Linked DNA regions of Homo sapiens: region 1 is linked to region 2. Evidence: chromatin contacts called from ENCODE Hi-C or POLR2A ChIA-PET data. All regions are on one chromosome and are shown on one strand. Each heading gives the region's core, a stretch centred on a gene start or an enhancer-like site at or near the end of the contact. The rest is flanking DNA. Distances are from core to core; before and after follow the strand shown. Region 1 has its middle 28 kb from the start of TCEAL1. Region 2 has its middle 7.3 kb from the start of TCEAL3.

The links. Hi-C counts contacts between places; a loop is a spot of excess contacts on that map. ChIA-PET counts read pairs that join two places held with the same protein, here RNA polymerase II (POLR2A).
Region 1: a map of PC-9 shows a loop between it and region 2 (2.8-fold over the local background). The contact joins two enhancer-like sites. A Hi-C loop is called at or near these places in 2 of 168 maps with a recorded cell type or tissue (CD14-positive monocyte and PC-9). POLR2A ChIA-PET finds 5 or more read pairs at or near these places in 6 of 52 experiments (A549, HEK293T, Panc1 and 3 more).

The regions. Positions count from the first base shown.
Region 1 is chrX:103,653,814-103,659,714 of GRCh38, forward strand. No RefSeq gene overlaps it. Among named protein-coding and RNA genes, the nearest start is that of TCEAL1, 28 kb to the left of the region's middle. Within about 2 kb of position 3,003, at least 5 of the 41 ENCODE cell types and tissues checked have a DNase peak (open chromatin) inside an H3K27ac peak, as active enhancers do; they include PC-9, where a contact is called at or near this core.
Region 2 is chrX:103,612,438-103,618,049 of GRCh38, forward strand. No RefSeq gene overlaps it. Among named protein-coding and RNA genes, the nearest start is that of TCEAL3, 7.3 kb to the left of the region's middle. Within about 2 kb of position 2,739, at least 2 of the 41 ENCODE cell types and tissues checked have a DNase peak (open chromatin) inside an H3K27ac peak, as active enhancers do; they include PC-9, where a contact is called at or near this core.

The DNA of each region.
Region 1 (5,901 bases), core at 1,753-4,252, 42 kb after region 2:
TAATAACTGCACATATTCCACCTTGTTCAGATAGTAAATAATTCAATGCTAGTCTATTATCAACAGCTACATTTGCAAAAGAGTCCAGAGACTCTTGAATTATCTTTAATGACTGACCTGTGTTGGCAACTAAGAATTCGAGTTCTTTAGGGTTGACTTATGGTAAGCAAAGCTGCCGCAGGGTGACGCTAGTCCTATTGCTGCCTCGATTTCCACCAGAATTAATCCTATTGCTCACTTATTTCTAGTGTTTGGGGGTCCTATGCAGTTATAGACTGTGACCCCTGGAGGGGCAAGGGTGGCCAACATACTTTCACCTCTGTCCCAAGTTATTGCTATACAAGGGAAAGCTACTTCTAAAAGGACAGATGGCTGCCTGGGGAGTCAGGAATGGTTATGGGACGTACCTTTTCTCCATTTGTGGCCACAAAAAAATGAGCCAAGTTGGGGCACAAATAGAGACACTATGGGGTGTGATGTGTATCCATTGCTGCCAAATTGGGCCTATAGAGATGTTCTTTCCCTGTTGCAATGGGGGTGGCCAAACAATCTTCTTTTCCAGAAGGGAATGGTACTCTCCGCTCCCAAGATTAGATAACTGTTTTCCCCTGTATGTTCTGATCTAGGAAAAGGCATCATATTTGCTCTCCTCACTTACAAATGGAATCCCATTTACCTCACTGCAGCCTCGAGAATTTGACAACTAAAGTTGCATCAGAGCATTGCAGGGAAACTTCTACTTTTGTGTCATTAACACAACAGTGAGTGCAAACGGTAGAAACATTAGTGCACTGGAGATAAAAATACCCAACTTCCCAGGTCTACATAATAGTGGTGGTGGGGAGTTCAGGTGGAATCTATTAACTGGGGGAGAGTTCCAGTTAACAAATAGGGGTTTGGGTACTTTGGGATCACCATGATTAGTCAGAAGGTCTGGAGAGATGGCCATGAGATTTTCTGGATAGGCCAGAAAACAGAACTGTCTACCCTGGAGATGTTAATGACAAATCCAGCAACCATAAAGATGATTCCCTGATGCTATAATTTTGAAATATTTACTATATAGTTTTGTTCCCATCCATACTGGATCAGGGTAATTGGGAGAGAAAAGAGGATTAACAGTGGCAGCATAGTGTACAGTTGGGCCTTAGATTGGCTGAACACCCAACAAGGACAAAAGAGATATTTCCCAGGAGGAGGCAGCTGGCTAAAGTGATAGAAAAGAAGTATTACAGTAAAAAAAAAAAAAAAAAAAAGAGGTAAAAATTAATGCTCCTATTCCCACCCACAGCATTAAGTTATCACTTCTGGCTGAGTGTTGATTCTTTTAAATGGGTAGGAGAGGTTTATAGATGTAGTGCATTAGTCCATTTTCATGCTGCTGATAAAGACATACCTGAGACTGGATAATTTATAAAGAAAAAGAGGTTTAATGGACTCACAGTTCTATGTGGCTGGGGAGGCCTCACAATCATGGCAGAAGGTGAAAGGCATGTATTACATGGCGGCAAGCAAGACAGAATGAGAACCAATTGAAAGGGGTTTCCCCTTATAAAACCATCAGATACCATGAGAATTACTCACTACCATGAGAACAGTATGGGGGAACCACCCCCATGATTCAATTATCTCCCACCGGGTTCCTCCCACAACATGTGGGAATTACGGGAGCTACAATTCAAGATAAGATTTGGGAGGAGACACAGCCAAACCATATCATGTAGGTTGTGCTGTCCTCCCTTTGTGCCTGTGACTCATAAGGAACATATTTAATCCCAAATAGGTGTATCCAAGTAGTTATTCCCTGAAGTTTAATGGTGGTGAGGGTATTTAACAATATCTGATAGGGGCCTCATATGGTTTGGATCTGTGCCCCCATCCAAATTTCATGTTGAATTGTAATCCCCAGTGTTGGAGGTGGGGCCTTGTGGGAGATGATTGGAGCATGGGGTCATATTTCTTGTGAATGGTTTTGTATCATCCCCTTGGTATTGTACTCATAACAGTGAGTGAGCTCTCATGACAGCTGGTCATTTAAAAGTGTGTGGAACTGGCCAGGCGCAGTGGCTCATGCCTGTAATCCCAACACTTTGGGAGGCTGAGATGGGCGGATCACGAGGTCAGGAGTTCGAGACCAGCCTGACCAACATGGTGAAACCCTGTCTCTACTAAAAATACAAAAATTAGCCAGGCGTGGCGGCACGCACTTGTAATCCCAGCTACTCAGGAGGCTGAGGCAGGAGAATCGCTTGAACCTGGGAGGCAGAGGTTGCAGTGAGCCAAGATCTTGCCATTGCACCCCAGCCTGGTGACAGAGTGAGATTCCAACTCAAAAAAAAGAAAAAGTGTGTGGAACCTCTGTATCTTGCTCCTGCTCTGGCTATGTGAAGTGCCTGCTCTCTCCCTTTGCCTTCCACCATGATTGTAAATTTCCTGAGGCCTCCCCGGAAGCCAAACAGATGCCAGCATCGCTTCCTGTGTAGCCCACAGAACCATAAGCCAATTAAACCTCCTTTCTTTATAAATTACCCAGTCTCAGGTATTTCTCTATAGCTACGTGAGAACAGCCTGATATAGGACCTTTTCATTTGGGTTGTAATTGATCTTCAGGGGATCCTTCTTTTTAGTAAGACTAAGTCTCCTGGTTAGAGGTGATACTTTATTTCTATATTCTTGAAGGGCCTTGTGAACAAAGCCTAAATTTCAAAGAGGGCATAGGGAGGTGTGTCCAACCTCCTGTTTCCCATCATGGCCTGAATTCTTTGTTTGTTTGTTTTAGACTTCTTTGGAATTTCCTTTGGCCAAGAGACTTAGAGTCAAAAAACTGCCATTGTGGGAAGCTGTCCATTGGGCCAAGGGTCCAACATTCCCAATAAACTTACTTGAGGAGGCAGCTCACTGGGGCTAGTAAAAGAAGGTTAGCTCTAATAGTGATGGGGAGCTTTTTTATGTGTCACCAGGGGCAGTTAGCACATTCTCATGCCAATGACCCTTTTGTTTATACTGGGCACGCTGATTCTGGCCTAGTGAATCAGTGGGCCAGTGAGTCAGGGCTCTTATCTGGGCATATCAGATGCCAATCTCGTGATGCTTTCTTGGGATGGGTAATTCTGACGTGGCAGGGGACTTAAAGCAACTGTTAATGATTGCACTTTTTGGCTATTTTTTGTTTTTGTTTTTGTTTTCTCACCTATTTTGCCCTGTCCCTATTGTTGTAAACTTTAAAGTCCTCATCTAAGATCTGGGTCTTAGGGGCTGGGTGCAGTAGCTCATGCCTATAATCCCAGCATTTTGGGAGGCTGAGGTGGGTGGATCACTTGAGGCCAGGAATTTGAGACTAGCCTGGTCAACATGCTGAAACCCTGTCTCCACTAAAAATGCAAAACTTAGCCAGGCATGGTGGCGGGTGCCTGTAATCCCAGCTATTCAGGAGGCTGAGGCATGAGAGTAGCTTGAACCCAGGAGGCGGAGATTGCAGTGAGTCAAGATGGCATCACTGCACTCCAGCCAGGACAACAGAGCAAGATTCTGTCTCAAAAAAATAAATAAATAAAGAGAGTTAGCTCATTGGGATTTGAGGTCTCATTGCTGCTTTTTGTATCTTCCTCCTAATGTCAGGTGCAGGATGAGTAATAAAATGTACACCCAGGAAAGCTTGCCCTTCTGGGGGGTCTGGGTCTGCACTGGTATATTTCCTGAGTCCCTCTATCAAACGACCCAGAAACAGAACAGGATTTTCGTCTTTTACCTGAGTTATATTTCTAGCTCTGTCATAATTGACTGGCTTAACCACAGATACTTCCCTCCACTTTTTTCCCACAGCACAGCGAACAGATAACAATATTTCTAAGTCATGACAAGTTAAATCAAAGAACATGGTCAACATAACACATGCCTGTATAAACTTTTCTGGATTTTCTGAAAACTGGCCAAATTTTTCCTCATATAAATCCAAATTAGATATAGAAAATGGCACATGTAACCCCATTTCCATTAGCTACCTCCTGCAATGGACACAGATTTTACTTTAGGGGCTAATATGAGGCTCCACTCCTGGTAGTATTGATTGGGCTTATTTTGGGGGAAATGGGGGTATAAGCTGGGGCTAGTTGGATGAGGGGGAGGAGTGTCTGATGACCTTGAGCTAGAATCCTTTGTTAGAGCACTGGCAGGACCCCCCTCAGAATTGGGGGACTGGGGAGACTCTGGGAAAGGCATAGGCCTTCTAGGAGAACCAGCAAGGAGGGGATCCTCAGATGGAGCTGTCTGGTGCCTGGAAGTAACATGAGCCAGTAAAGGGTCATAAAAGCCTGTACATAAGGGACCTCTTCCCATTTTCCTTCTTTTTTACAGAATAAGTCCAGTTGTAAATTATCATTACAATATATAGAACCATGTTTACGCCAAATTTGGTTTTCTAATTTGTACGGAACCCAAACCATGTTGCAATAGAAAATGAGTTTCTTTTTCATTAAACCAAATTTGAATTTGCTCCAATAGCCTAAAAGACATCCTAGTCGTGAGTCCTCTGAGACGCTCGTCATTGTCCCCATGGATACAGAAGTTTTAGAGGACGCAGAAGTCTTCCTAAGTCTAGCAAAAGGGAAAGCAACTGAGTCATTATTTTTCACTTTTAGATTCTCTCACTTCCTGCAGAGAAGGTGTAAGTATACATAGCAAGGCATTACAAAAGTGGATTACAAGCTACAAATGGACAGTAGAATGTTGAGCCTAAAATCCACAGTGAGGGTTAAGCAGAGAGGAGGGCTAAACAAATGGTGAATGGGAAGGGAGGAGGGGAAGAGGGAAACAGTATTACCCAAGGGGACACCTCAGAGGTATTGACTTGCTGGAGAACCTATCCAGCAGCGGAGACACCAAAATAAATGTTCAGGCAACCACTTTTCTACCGTTGTAGGTGGTTGTCTGTCAGGCCAGGAGCCTAGGAACTCCCTGTTCCTTCAGCTTAGAGAGGTTTGAGCAAGACAGTTGCTCAAGTCAGCACACAAGAAGGAGTCTGTGACTGCCTATTAGGGAAATAATAACTTCTAACTTCAGGGCAGAAAAAGGCAAGATCACTATTCCCCTAGGGCGAGGGATTATAACCCACAATCCTAGAGGGAATGTCAATGCTGAAAACCCCAGAGCATCTGGAAGGCAGCTGAAAATGCAAATGCTGAAAACCCAGAGTACCAGAGTTTCAGCCAGTGAGGGTCCCATCACCAAATGCCAGGGGCATCCATCCAGGGGGTGGCCAACAGTGAACCCAAACCCAAGTTGGGGTCACAGAACAATGTGACTCTGGTTTCCCAGAGTCAACACAATAGGGAGCCTCTCACAACCAAGTGTCCTGCCTTAAACAAATGCCCATATACAGTTATCAGAAAATCAAAGCAAACATAAGAGTGCAAACAAAACACACATTGCAGAAATGAAAATAAAACAACTGGTGGAGCAACAAAATGAAGTCATAAGAGAAAAGACTAGGGGAAGGGGTGACAAGGACGTGTTTCAGGGCAATCAAACAATGGGCGACTTTTAACTGAACACATAGCCAAAGGCTTTTATTCCCCAGCTTACCTAATATTGTGGGAGAGGGTGGAGGGAACACTCATTCATGCACAGTAGCCAAAATCATGATGACCAATGTTCTATGTGGGACCCGGGTGAAGGTCTCTCCAGGTTTCCTCAGCTTGGATGGTGATATGATTTGGCTCTGTGTCACCACCCAAATCTCATGCTGAATTATAATCCTCAATGTTGGGGGAGGGTCCTGGTGGGAGGTGATTGGATGATGTCATGATAGTGAGTGAGTTCTCATGAGATCTGGTTGTTTGAAAGTGTGTACCTCGCTCTTTCTTTCTTCCTTTCTTTCTTTCTCTTTCTTTCTTTCTTTCTTTC
Region 2 (5,612 bases), core at 1,489-3,988:
TGTAATATCAATATACAAAATCAATTGTATTTCTTTATAGTAGAAATTAACAATCTGAAATGAACTTAAGAAAATGATTCCATTTACAATGGTATCAAAAAGAAAAACAATCTTGGGAATAAATTTAACAAAACAAATGCCAGACTTGTATATGGAAAAGTACAAAATGTTGTCAAAAGAAACTAAAGACAACCTAAATAAATGGAAATAAATTCAATGTTCATTGATTGAAAGACTTAACATTGTTCAGATGGCAATATTCCCTAATTGATTTACAGACTTAAGGCAATCACTATCAAAATCTCCCCTGGCTTCTTTGCAGATAATAACAAAGTGATCCTAAATTATAATGACCCAAAACAGACAAAACAATCTTGAAAAACAATAACAAATGGAGTTCTTACACTTTCTAACTTCAAAACTTACCACAAAGCAATAGTAATCAAGACAGGGTGGTCCTACCATAAGGATAGATATATAAATCAATGGAATAGAATTGGGAATCCAGAAGTAAACTCTCACTTTTATGCTCAATGGATTTTCAACAAGTCTGCCAAGACAATTCAAAGGGAAGATAATAGTTTTTAAACAAATTGTGATGAAACCATTAGATATCCACATGCCAAAGAATGAATTTAGAACATTATGTCACACCCTACATCAAAGTGAACTCAACACAGATCATAAATATAAATGAAAGAGCTAAAACTATACAGCTCTTAGAAGAAAACATATGCATAAATATTCATGACCTTGAGTTAGGCAATTTTACTTAGATACAATAACAAAATCATATATGACAAAAGATACATTCTACTTCATGAAAATGGAAACGTTTTGTGCTTCAAATGATAACATCGAGAAAATGAAAAGATGATCCACCAGATGGGAGAAAATAACTGCAAATAATACATTTGATAAGGAGCTAATTTCCAGAATATATAAAAAACTCTTACAACTCAACCATTAAAAAAAAAGAGAACCCAATTTTAAAATGGGCAAATGATTTGAATAGATATTTCTCCCAAGAAGATATACAAATGTCCAATAGGCATATGAAAAGAAGCTCAACTGTATTAGTCACTAGGGAATGTAAACCAGAACCACAAAGTGATACCACTTCACACACAGTAGGATGGCTAAAACGAAAGAGATAGAAAATAAGTTTTGGTGAGGATGGGGAGAAACAAGTCCTCATACATTGCTGATGGGAATGCATTTGCTTGGGATAACAAATTGGCAATTCTTTAAAATGTTAAACATAATGTGTCATATGACCCAGCAATTCCATTCCTAGGTATATACACAAGAGAAATGAAAACATACAGTCATGCAAAATGTATACACAAATGTTCATAGCAGTATTGTTCATAATAGCCAAAATATAGAAAAAAAATCCATGAACTGGTGAATAAACAAATATGGTATATTATACAATGTATTTGGCAATAAAAAGGAAGAAGTACTGATACATGGCATAGCATGGATGAACCTTGAAAACATTATGCTAAGTGAAAGTAGGCAGTCACAAAAGACCACATAGTTTATTATCCAATTTATAATAAATGGACATATCAACAAATCTATAGAGAAAGTAGATTCGTGGTTGCATGGGGCTTGCAGAAGGGCAGGAATGAAAAATGGTAATAGGAAGGTTTTCTTTAGGGGTGATGAAAATGTAAAATTGGATAGTGGTGATGGTTGCCCACCTCCATAAATATTCTAAAAACCATTGAATTGTGCACTTTACATGGGTGAATTATAAGGCATATGAATTATATCTCAATAAAGCTGTTAAAGAGAAATAATTATCTACAATAAAAATAAGAACAATGTGTTACATGGCTTGTAACATATGTAGAAGTAAAATGTACAATGTGGTGGTTAATACTGAGTGTCAACTTGATTGGATTGAAGGATGCAAAATATTGTTCCTGGGTGTGCCTGTGAGGGTACTGCCTAAGGAGATTAACATTTGAGTCACCGAACTGGGAGACGAAGACCCACCCTCAATCTGGGTAGGCACTATCTAATCAGCTGCTAGCCTGACTAGGATAAAAGTAGGCAGAGGAACGTGGAAAGACTAGAATGGCTTAGTCTTCTGGCCTACATCTTTCTCCCGTGCTGGATGCTTCCTGCCCTCAAACATCAGACTCCAAGTTCTTCAGTTTTTGGACTCTTGGACCTTCGATCACAGACTAAAGGCTACACTGTCAGCTTCCCTACTTTTGAGGTTTTGGGACTCAGACTGGCTTCCTTGCTCTTCAACTTGCAGACGGCCTATTGTGGGACTTCACCTGGTGACTGTCTGAGTCAATACTCCTTAATAAATTCCCCTTTATATATACATCCATCCTATTAGTTCTGTCCCTCTAGAGAACCCTGACTAATACGTACAACAATAGAAAAAAAGATGGGAGGGGGAATGCACAGTTGTAGGGTTCTTCGATTATCCATGAAATCATTTACAGTTGACCCTTGAACAACACAGGTTTGACCTGTGTTTTTTGATGTGGATTTTTCCAACCAAACTGAGATGGAAAATACTGTACTTGTGGGATGTGAAGTCTGCCTATAGCGAGGGCTGACTTTTCACAAAGATGGGTTCTGCAGAGCCAACTCCAGGACCCACCTAGGTATACATAGATTTGTATATCCTGGGGAGTGGTGGGTCCTGGAACCAATCCCCTAAGTATACTGAGAGATAGCTATCATATTATTTGAAGGTAGACTGTGATAATCTATGATACATATTACAAATACCAGAGCCATGGCTCAGAGATTTTGCCTGAGGGAAGGGAGGGAAGCAGGATGTAAAATGGAGAGTTCTAAATTTTTTCCCAAAGGAAAGGAATTCATTTGCAACAGAATATGGAGAAGTCCAAGTTCAAGGGAGCTCTCAAAAACAGTGGAGGCTCTGGTGCATGATATATTAAAATATATATTACAGTATATATTTGGTCAATGTCCCCAGTTCCTGGCACAGAGCTCCTAAAACCTTTGGGATTTTCTGAATGATAGGAGTGTCTTTTGTTATTCATAATGAGCCCCTTTTGACTACTCCTGAATTTATGCTAATGAGGTGACTTAGGGTAAGACCCCTAGATAGCTTCAGGATGGGGACTGGACACCAGAAAGACCAAATACATGATTACAGGATGGGAACTTTCTGCCTTGCTCCTGACCTCCAGGGATTGGAGAGGGGATAAAAATTGAGTTCAATTACCAGTGGCCAATGATTACATAAATCATTCCTATACGATAAAACCTCCATTAAAATCCCTAAATGATGGGGCTCGGGAGCTTCTGGGTTGGGAATACATTGATGTACTGATCAGATGGAGCACCCAGAAAAGGCATGGAAGCTCTGTGCCAAATATACCCCATATCTTACCTTATGCATGTCTTCCATTAGGCTCTTCCTGAGTTGTATCCTTTACAATAAACTGGTAATAGTAAGCAAAGCACTTTTCTAAGTTCTGTGAGTCATTCCAGTAAATTACTGAACTCAAGAAGGGAGTCATGAGAACTGTGAATAAAAAATAGACTCTCAGGACCCCAAACTCACTATGGCAAAAGGGAAATTAAGCTTGGGAACTGAGTCATCCAAAAACTGCCTTCCATTTGTTCCCAAATAGCTGTAATTTCACATGCTTACTTTATCTTATGTAAAATGTAGATGTACTGAGCATGAGATGAATGCATAATTGACTTTTCCTCTACTCCTTTCTTTTTACATGTAAAATGTAGATTCACTGAGTGCTAATCAGAGCCTCACAAGAATGTAACCACTTGCCTCATTGCCTACCCATCCTCCTTTTTTTTCTTCCCCTCTTGCTTGCTCTTTCTCCTTTAAATACTGAAGTTCCCAAAGCCCTCTGTGGGAAAACCACAGGTCACCAATCCTACTGTGACTTGTGTTTCATTTTCCTAGGTGTGTCCTCAACCTTGGCAAAATAAACCTCTAATCAATTGAGATCTGCCTCAGTCACTTTTTGGTTTACAGAACCCTCAAATTTGTACTAGCCCAGGCTGAAGTGTGGGTAGGTTGGGCACCCCATTTGCAGCTGCCATCTGAAGTGGAGGGCAGTCTTATACTTAAAAGCCCTTAAACTGTAGGGTCTGCACTAACTCTGAGGAATTAATATCAGAATTAAATTGAATTGTAGGACACCCAGTTGGTGCCAGAGAATCAGAGAATTGGTAGGTGTTAGAAAACACCACACATTTGATGTCAGAAATAGTGCCAGAAAACACCACACGTGGTGAAAGGCAATTGAGAGGACATTGGTAGATTCATTGGAGATGCAGACTAAGCTGTAGGCCCACTAGTTTGCTGGAGACAACCTGGGACAGAGAAAGCTGGGAGGAGACCCACTGGGATTAGAACAAATCTGTCTGTGGAATCATTTATGCCCCAGGGCATTGTTGAAAACAATAGGGCAATCAGCAGGTAATTAGTGGAGCTAAACAGCTGGGTATGGTCAGGGAAAAAAACAGTCAAGGAAAGCCCTGCCAAAGGTGACTGTGGGCACAACCAAGGCTGAGCCTTCTGGTGAGCAACATAACAGGCTTCACATTGTGCAAGCACAGAGTTTACTAAAATAATCTAGCTAATCACTAAATAAATAAATATGCAAATATCAGTAAAAAGCTCCAGATGGGGAAGAGGAAAATAGTACCCAGAGGTGCTACAATATATTATCCAAAATGCTCAGTTTTCAACAAAAAATTATGAGATTTGCAGGGAAACAGGAAAGTATAACCCATATACCAGAAAAAGGCAGACACTAGGAGCTCCTTGTGAGAGTGGCCAGATGTCAGTTTGAACAAAGACTTCAAAGTAGCTATTATTAATATGTTCACAGAACTACAAGAAACCATGATTAAAGAAGTAAAGAAAGATATGATGATGTTGCATCAAATATAAAATATCAAAGACATAGAAATTATTTTTAAAACAAATTGAAATTCTGGGATTCAAAAGTACAATAACTAAAATGAAAAATTCAGTATTACACTTGAACTGCCAAAAGAATCAGTAAACTTGAAGGTAAATTGATAGAAATTATGCAATCTGAATAACCAAGAGAAGAAAAGACTAAATACAAATGTACAGTGCCTCAGAGAAATGTGGAACACCATTAAGTATTACATTAGCAAAGGAATTACTCCCAACAAGAAATCCATAGGAACCAACTGAAGAGATCTAAAAATGATATCTAAGAAGGTCAAAACCTATTAACATATACTCGTTCTCCTCTCTTCTCTCAGCTTCTTTAAAATACATAAGTTCATATAAAGCAATAATTATAATAATGTATTGTTGAGTTTGTCAGATGTATAGTTGTAACATACATAACAATAATATGACAAAAATGGAGAAGGAAATAGAATGATATAGAAATAACATTTCTATATCTCACTGGAATTAAGTTAGTATAAATCTGAAGCTGATTCTGATAAGCTAATATGTATATGGTAAGTCTAGAGCAACCACTAAGGAAATAACTAAAAAATATGGTTTAAAAATCATTTTAAAAATTAAAACGCTATATTAGAGAATATTCAGTTAATGCAAAAGAAAGTGGTAAAGGAAGATTCGAGGAAGA